Regions from separate parts of the Homo sapiens genome. Here region 2 is linked to region 1. Evidence: chromatin contacts called from ENCODE Hi-C or POLR2A ChIA-PET data. All regions are on one chromosome and are shown on one strand. The core of a region is the stretch at or near the end of the contact, and the rest is flanking DNA. Distances in the headings are between cores, read along the strand shown. Region 1 overlaps TBC1D2B (TBC1 domain family member 2B). Region 2 holds the start of DNAJA4 (DnaJ heat shock protein family (Hsp40) member A4).

Region 1 (4,233 bases), core at 755-3,254:
GCCGTGCTGAGATCCCTTGGGCACCATGGTAACCCTCATAAGTTCCAGGTGAGCCAGCCGCTCTACCGCCACCAACGCTGCTGACGGTTGTCAAGTGTGTATATCTGAAAATAGCTGAGCTGAGCTAACTCACCTTTGGTCCTTCATAAAGGAAAGAGTCCCATATTTTAAAGAGGATGTCACTAACGACACTATCCACAAATACCACCAGAAACCAGTTGAAAGTGATGAGAGTGTAGTCGACTTTGTACTGTTCAAAGTGGCCATGCAACCGAGGCAGCTTCTCACTCATAAGGTCTCTGAACACCCGCTGGTCCACCTGGAGAGGGAACAAAGGGGAGAAGTGTATCAGGCCTGCCAGGTCACCGGGTAAGCAGACGAGCAGACGCGCAACCTGAGAGCCTGGGGGTGGAGCCCAAGTGACAGCAGCACAACTGTTCCAAATGCACCGTGGGGCCCATCACGGAGCCAGACTACTATGTTCCAGCAGCGCTGACCTCGTGCACTGCAGGTACACACCGAGTGTCCGCTGAACAGCATGCTTTCCACAGGGCATGGGAGTAGGGGAGTCTGTAACCTGAAACCAACTCCTGCACTCAAAATGCCCTGGGAAATAGGCCACTGCAAGCAGCAGGTAGGACAGTCAGCCTTGCCAATCCACAAGTAAATACGTGAGATGTTGACACAAAGGGCCACAAACTAGAATCCTGGGCAGATGGGGATTCTGCTTCCAAAAAGGAAGCAGCATCACCACATCCATTCAACAAACATTTGCTGGGCTGCATGTGCAGTGGGGGTGGCGAGGACTCCGGCGTCACATGAACCTGAGTCTGAATCTCAGCTCTACCACTTACTAGCTGGGTGGCTTTTAGCAAATTATGCTCTAAACGGCTCTGTGCCTCATCTGGAAAATAGTTAATTACCTCTCTCTTACTGGACTACTGTGAGGATTAAATGAGGCTTATATAAACTACCTGCGCACGACAGACGAGCAATACCTGGTTACTGCCACTCTGTGTCAGGCACGGGGCCAGTGCTGGGCAGAGCGTTGAATAAAGTTCAACCCTGACCTCAAGGAGTTAAAAGATGAGAAGGGAAGGCCAGACACGTGGACCATCCTAACCATGGCCAGGCCCTGGTAACGATGTGTTCATACAGCCCTGTGGAACCATGGACAGGTCCCCGCCAAGCACTGAGGAGAAACCGCTCCTACAGCTAGAGCTCAGGCTTCCAGGCAGGAGGGCTGGGAGGTGAGGCAGCACAGCCAGGCAGAAGCTGGCCACAGACACCCCTGCGTCACACTGAGGAGTCAAGACGCTATCCTGTCAGCCAGGGGCTTTCCTAGCCAGGGGCTTTCCTCACAAAAAAACATGCATCTTCAACCATCACCCACTCCACGTGAACCGGTATGCACGTGTACAAAACAGAAACAAATGTTTCACAAAACAATACTTAATCTCACACAGTGGACTACACTTTGATGCTTTTAATTCTAATCAATTGGACAATTGGATTTTATGGGAAAAAAATAAAAATAAAAACCTAGTACCAACCTACTAAACCAATTTCTCTATCCATAGTGTAAAAAACAACTATAGTCATCCCTTGGTGTATACACAAAAAGCTGGCCCTCCGTATAAGAGGGTTTCACATCCTGTGAATACTGTATTTTCAATCTGTGTGTAGTTGAAAAAATCCACATGTAAGTGGACCCATGCAGTTCAAACCCACGTTGTTCAAGGGTTAACTGTACATATTTTCCTATACTTCATGCCCAGCCAGGAGCTGCCTTTCAGGAGCTGTAAAGTGGCAAGGGAGATGGACGGCTCACTGTAAGACCAGCTAATGATGATGTAATTCATTCAGCCTGGAGTATCCAGCTGCAGACGTCCAAGAGGGAGGGGCATATCAGCTGGCCCTGACATGGGAGAAGATCCTTGTACACATCTCTTCTCCCAACTAGGAGGCAGACTGTGCCTCACTCTTAAGGCTGCTCGGGTGCTTGGCGGAGGGCTGGTGTGGAGCAGGCTGCCAGGAAACGCTTGCTCTGGCCTCTGTTCAAGCTCCCTCCTCCACTGAGCTCTGGAGGACATGGAATGACTGTGTCATTCATCTCTGTGTCCTCAGCACCTAGCAAGGTCCTGGCACAGAACATGCACTCAAAGCATGGAATGAATGGAAAAGCTGACAAGCATGTGGACTGCAGTAGCAGTGGGCACGGGGCTCGGGCACTTGGTTCTGGCAGGAGGCAGTTTGACAGTGATTGGCAAAGCCCAGTGCTCAGGGTTGACAGCACACTCAAAGCTATCCGCATTTTAAGAGCCACCTTACGCAATGGCCATCGATAAGTGGGAGGATAATTAAACACATTCTAGCACCCACCTGATGGAATATTAGGCCACCAAATAGGATGGGTACACAGTATAAAATGACATGGGAAAATGCTCATGCTATAATGTGAACAAGCCAGGATACACTGTGCTCTCAATTTGGATACCTATGTGAACTAGGGGGAGAAAAGCAAAAGGAAATACATCAAAATGCTAACCACGGTTCTCCAGTTGGTAGAATAACAGGCAATTTTCATTTTCTTCTTAACATCTTTCTATACTGCCTGACTTCTGTTTAGTGATCATCTATTACTTGTATAGTCAGGGGGGAAAAAGTCTCCTTAGATTTTACATTTATGTTTATGTGACAATGTGATGCAAATTTTATCTTAAATCCAGACATTTAAAATAGGTCTTCCCCTATAACAATACTACCAACTTTTATTGAGTTTTTACAATGTTCTAAGCATTACATTCAACTTTTTTTAATGCATCATCTCAATTCAACCTCAAAAGTCTATGTGAGGGGGGTATTACTCTCATCTTACATATGGGGAAACTGAGGCACAGAGATGTTAAATGATGTGTCCAAGCTCCACAGCTCACAGGAGGTAGGGCCTGGGTTGTGATCTACTACATGTGACCCTCCCCCCAAGTTCCTAACCAATGTGCTTGACCACACCTCAATGGAATTAAGAAAGATCAATGCTTCATTTTTCTTATTCTGAAACATTGAGTCATTTGATATTTTAAATTTGAGTCTTTGAAAGCTATTAGCTTTCAGGTGCCCATGAACACACAAAACTTTCTTTACTGACCCTCTAATCCCACCCGACTGACTGCTGCCTCTTCCTGTTGCTGTTCATTTCCTACACACCAACGCAACAGAACAATACATTTCTTGGGTAATTAGCAAGTGAAGCAATCACAGGGAGACCAGATGAGCTTCTCCTGGGATCCACTGACATCTGAGAAACTGGGACAGGGACCTGAAGGGGGCAGCTGTGGCGAAAGCCCACCCTCTGGGAAGGTGAGAGCTCCAGCTCTCTTGCCATCCTCCTGTGATGTTCTAGGAGGCCGTGGGCACAGACAGGCAAGTTTAGGCCCAGAGTTGCAGAGGCCTGAGTTCAAACCCCAGCTCAGCCCCTCATCGGTGGCACCTCAGGCAAATTGCTTATTAGTGTCTTCGGCTCCCAGTTTTCTCCCAAGTCAAATAGGGATACTGATGGCTCAAGCGTGCAGGCTCTGTGCAGTTGTACAGCTGCTGGCACGGGGCCAGGGCTCAGTAAATGCCAACTCTCTTTCCCTGGTCAAAGAGTAGCTCATGTAAGTTCAAACATTTACTGTGTGGGGTGCCAGGCATACAGGAAAAGGAAAAAGAAAGAAAAAGGAAAGACAGGGCCGTGGCCCTCAGGTACCACTGACTAGCTGGAGGACAAGCAGGCACACAAGGATGATCCAATCAGGTGGCCACTGTCCTGGAGGCCTGCACCCGAGCAGCGGGAACAGCAGCAGGGGCCCGTGCCTGCCTTGGGGCGGGAAGGACCACTCACAAAGGAGATGGCCTGTGTGCTAAGGCTGCACAGGAGCTTCCCAGGGAGATGAGCGATGGGATGTTGTTCCAGTAGAGGGATTATGTAGGAGAGTACCCAGAGGATGGGCATGCCCAGAGAACACACGCCCCATCAGCGGGCAGGAAGGAGGGCCCTGGCAGCGTTCGAAGGCATCTTTACCCTGAGGAGCCCCAGACAACAGCAGCAGAGGGATGAGACTGAATACCTGAGTGAGACAGAGGTTAAACTGGAGCTGTGGGTGAGTGGCAGCAGGAAGAAAGGAGAGAGGCAACTGCAGTGATGGAGACAGGCCGGTGGCCCCACTGTGGTGAAAGGGACAAAAAGGGGAC
Region 2 (4,233 bases), core at 540-3,039, 260 kb after region 1:
GTTCCAGAATTCACTGTCGTCCAAAGTGCATAGCTCCATTCTATGTTTCTAGGCTCTGTCTTTAAGCCATCCCTCTCCTGCACATGCCCATTTTACGAATGCCTATGGTCCCGAGTACTAAATCTGGACAAGTATGTGACCCTGGGCAGTGGATCTCGGCTCTGGCTGTACCACCTGGGGAGCTTGAAAAACACTGATGCCTGGGCCTCACCCCTAGAAGCTCTAAGGTAACAGGTGTGGAGTGCAACCCAGAGGGATTTTTAGAAGATTCCAGGTGATCTCTGTCAGGAGCCAGGTTTGAGACCCACTGCGCTAGGAGTCTTCACAGTTATCATCCCATTTGATGCTTATAAGAGCCCTGTGAGAAAGGCAGGCAAGTGGCAATCCCCATGTCCTGCTGACGAAGAAAAGTGTTGAGATGCTAAGGCTCAGACAGTAAGATCTGGATAGAAAACAAAGTTTCTGACCTCTAGCTCTGAGTTCTCTGCCTAAAGGTTCTGCTCTACAAGGCATAATTTAAAAAAAAAAAAAGCAACATCTCCAAGAAGAGCAGCTTAATTTCTCTTGTACAGTACAAGTCACTTCTCACCCCCATGGAACACATGGAGGAGAGGTAGTACCTGCTTCAGCCACAGTACCCAAAACAAGGCCAGGGCATCCCAGGGAGGTGAGCAGTGACCCCCCTTTCTGACAAACTGTTCCCCTGGCAGAAGCCAAGGGAGGGCTAGGGGACAGGGGCCTGCAATTCTGTGATAGCGTTGGGGCCTGCTTTCCACGCCCACTTTTCTGCAACGGTTTGTGATCTGGACTCCCTGAGCACCCGTTGGGAGCTGGGGGCAGCCTAGGGAAGTCGGGACCTACTCCTGTACCCTTCCAAGGCAAGCATCCTGGGCCACCTAGCCGTTTCAGGGTCCAGGCCATGGGACCCCCTGTGCATAACACTGGGCCCAACAGCCTGGTCGGGCCCTGATGTTTGCTCACTGATGATGTGCAGAGGAGAGGGGGCAGTTTCCCACTTCTGGGAGAAGAGAGGGCACTGTCGGCCCTTGGCAGACTTGGGGGGCGTCACTGCCCATATGTGGGGGACGTCACTGCTCACCTTGAGGGACTTAAGGGTTCCCAGTGGTGGGCATTCGAGAGGATACTGTCCACATCTGGGGCCAGCAAAGGACCCCTGTACCTCAACTGGAAGGCCAGAGGTTCACCTCAGCCTTGCAGTCATGAGGCAGCAGAGGGCCCCTACCCACTCCAACCCCCTAAAAAATGCAACAATCCCAGGCACACCTTAGGCCGCAGCCTGGCTGTGACCGAACAGACGGCGGCCACACCCCCGGGGAGAGGCCGGGTGGGGACCGCAGGGCGCAGCTCTCCCAGTCCCACCCTTCGGCGCAGGGCTCCGGCCAACACAGCCCTCCAGGCCGCCTACTCTCCAGCCAGCCGGCTCCACGGACCCACGGAAGGGCAAGGGGGCGGCCTCGGGGCGGCGGGACAGTTGTCGGAGGGCGCCCTCCAGGCCCAAGCCGCCTTCTCCGGCCCCCGCCATGGCCCGGGGCGGCAGTCAGAGCTGGAGCTCCGGGGAATCAGACGGGCAGCCAAAGGAGCAGACGCCCGAGAAGCCCAGGTGAGCGGCTGGGCCGCGCCGGACGGGCGTCGGGGGTCTGGGCCGCGAACCCGCCGCGGGGCCGCCGGAACCTCCGCGAAGGTTCTAGGCCTTTGTGGCGTCACCGTCTCCTTGCGGAAGCTTCCGCCGGCGCCGAATAAAACCCGCCGCGGAGGAGCCGGTGGCTCTAGTGCGGTGGAGCCAGGCGTGGAAGTCGGTCCGGCGCGGGGCGGGGGGCGGGCGGGAGCTACAAGCGGCGGCGGCGGCGGCGACCGTGACCGTGACGCGCGAGCGGGCGGCGGGGGCGCGGGCCAGGGGCGCGGGCCAGGGTGCCGGCAGGGGCGTCCGGGGCGCTCTGACCGGCCTCGCCCGCCCCCCCCGCAGACACAAGATGGTGAAGGAGACCCAGTACTATGACATCCTGGGCGTGAAGCCCAGCGCGTCCCCGGAGGAGATCAAGAAGGCCTATCGGAAGCTGGCGCTCAAGTACCACCCGGACAAGAACCCGGATGAGGGCGAGAAGGTGCGGGGCGGCGCGGGGCACGGGCCGGGCTCCCGAGGGGCCAAGGGTTATTAAGCCAGGAGCATTGAAGGCGACGGGAAACCTGAGCCGCGTTTGTTGGGGAGGCTGTCGCCAGGCGCCTCGGGGCCAGGCCGGGCAGAGGTGGCGGGAGACCCTGGGCGCCGTGCGGCGCGGTCGGTGGAGGGCGCTTCGCCCGCGGAGGAGGCATGTGGTGCGGCACTTGGGTCCCTCGCGAGTCCCTGCCGAGCCCATTCATTCCTCCATTCGCTCCACAAGTGTTTGGGTAGCCCCTGCCGTGCGCGCCGGACTAGTTCTCATAGGGTGTGTTGGTTCCCTGTGGGAGAGGCGGCCTGGGAATCGGGAAACTGAGGCACACACAAACAGTTGTTTACTTGCTGGGAACGACTGGCTCATATTCTCTGTTGATGCATAAACCCTAGGGATGAGTGTCTTTAATCTGAGCTGGTACCTTGGACAAACGCCGTGCCTCTCTTGAGAATGACTAGCTGGATTTGTTCTGTGCACCTACTGCCTACCTGATAAAAGCGTCAGATAGTGAATAATCCCATTTTCTTTATTAAACAGGGACACGGACATCTGCAACCTGACATCAGCTTGTACTCATATTCTGGGTTTTCGGTGACAAGTGACACACAGTTGATCATAAGTACCAATCATAGACTGAAAATGCTCTGCATTTTAGAGACAGAAGTTAAAAGCTTTTCCATCCTGTTTACAGAAAGTTTGCTTTTTATCTCTAAAGAGGCTCATGACCCACCTGAATAGGTGAATTGAAGGATGAGGCATTGCAAGGAAAGGCTGCTAACCCTCCCGTTCCTCCTTTCACTTCTTGCCATTTTCTTACAAAACTTTGGTTGTTCCGCATGGGTCTTGAGAGGTGGGGCCGTTATAGTAGCTGATAGCAGTGTCACTTGGGCCACGTTTGAAACCACACCAATCACCCATGTAGCATTTAAGACCTGTGGAAACGACGCTGGAATCAAAATACCTGTCTGTGTTAGTTGTTCCAAGCTGGAGAAAGCTACTTCAGGACGGTTGGCTGAATGGCAACAGTGATGGAATATTTATATTTAGCCACATGTGCTGAATGTGGCTGTCACAAGTTTAAAATGCTTTCCTGTAAGACCATTTGTCTGTTACTCACTTGCGTTCTTTCTCATCTATATTTAGATGGCTTACTGTAGCTTTTAAAGGCACTGGCGTTTTACATGGTGCTGGTGATTCATCCACCTGCTCCCTACATTCATTGTGGTCCGCTTCTGACAGTCTCCTTTAAGGAGAGCTTGTAGGCTTCTAATTTCACATTTCAGCAAGCTGGCTAAAGACATGTGGGAAAGCCTGACCCTGGATTCAGGTCAAATCTCAGCACTCACAAGAGTAAGTTCATGCCTCTGTGTATACAGTTAGAGCTGAATATGCTTTTGTTCTGAAGCTTTTATTTTTAAAAAATTAGACTTGACCTGTACTACATATGTGTAGGTTTCACCCTGTCTATACCTGTCTGGGCAGGTTGTTTGGTTTGTTTTAAACTAATATTTATTCATAGCCAGGCACTGAGTTAGTGTCACATAAATGAGGCCCTTGGCAGTGAGGTCTGGCAGGCCCATCAGCTTGGAGGGAAGGGTTCTGTGATGTGCCCATTGCCAGGAATACTTTCCTTCCTCTACCTTCATGGAAGGGGATAAAACTCTTTAGTTCTCAGCTAAAACATCTTCCAGGAGGCTGCCTCTGCCTCATAGACTGAACCACAGGCCCAACGTGCATCCTACTTTAATGGTGATTACTTGTTTGATTAACTGTATTCCTTTAATGGTGATTACTTGTTTGATAACTGTATTACCTGCCATAATGTAAGCAGGGCAGTGACTGTGCCCCCATGGCCACTTATGGGGTGAGTATCTAGCTGTGCAGGGTAGGTGCTAAAATGTTTGTTAGCTGGCTGAGTAAATGCACTTTAAAAAATTGTGTGTAGGAGGAGAGGGCCCTATAAAGGCACAAATTGGAAGGGAAATTGCAGTGAAAGGGATATTGGGAGGAGAGTGGCAATTTAGATCGGAAATCAAAGAGGATGAGGAGACTGGGGACACAA

The links. Hi-C counts contacts between places; a loop is a spot of excess contacts on that map. ChIA-PET counts read pairs that join two places held with the same protein, here RNA polymerase II (POLR2A). Pooled maps may share reads with other maps.
Region 2: a map of gastrocnemius medialis shows a loop between it and region 1 (7-fold over the local background). The contact joins the promoter of DNAJA4 here to the enhancer-like site in region 1. A Hi-C loop is called at or near these places in 2 of 168 maps with a recorded cell type or tissue (gastrocnemius medialis and psoas muscle) and 6 of 50 pooled maps. POLR2A ChIA-PET finds 5 or more read pairs at or near these places in 1 of 52 experiments (T-cell).

The regions. Positions count from the first base shown.
Region 1 is chr15:78,003,172-78,007,404 of GRCh38, forward strand. It overlaps TBC1D2B (TBC1 domain family member 2B), which reads right to left. Exons shown (of 13, transcript NM_144572.2): 11 at 134-319. Among named protein-coding and RNA genes, the nearest start is that of TBC1D2B, 72 kb to the right of the region's middle. Within about 2 kb of position 2,005, at least 20 of the 41 ENCODE cell types and tissues checked have a DNase peak (open chromatin) inside an H3K27ac peak, as active enhancers do; they include gastrocnemius medialis and psoas muscle, where a contact is called at or near this core.
Region 2 is chr15:78,262,773-78,267,005 of GRCh38, forward strand. DNAJA4 (DnaJ heat shock protein family (Hsp40) member A4) reads left to right here and starts at 1,790. Exons shown (of 7, transcript NM_001130182.2): 1 at 1,790-2,123. The coding sequence starts at 1,992. It overlaps DNAJA4-DT (DNAJA4 divergent transcript), which reads right to left and starts at 1,372. Exons shown (of 4, transcript XR_001751621.1): 1 at 1,285-1,372; 2 at 1,100-1,185. RefSeq lists silencers at 1,644-1,723, 2,034-2,323.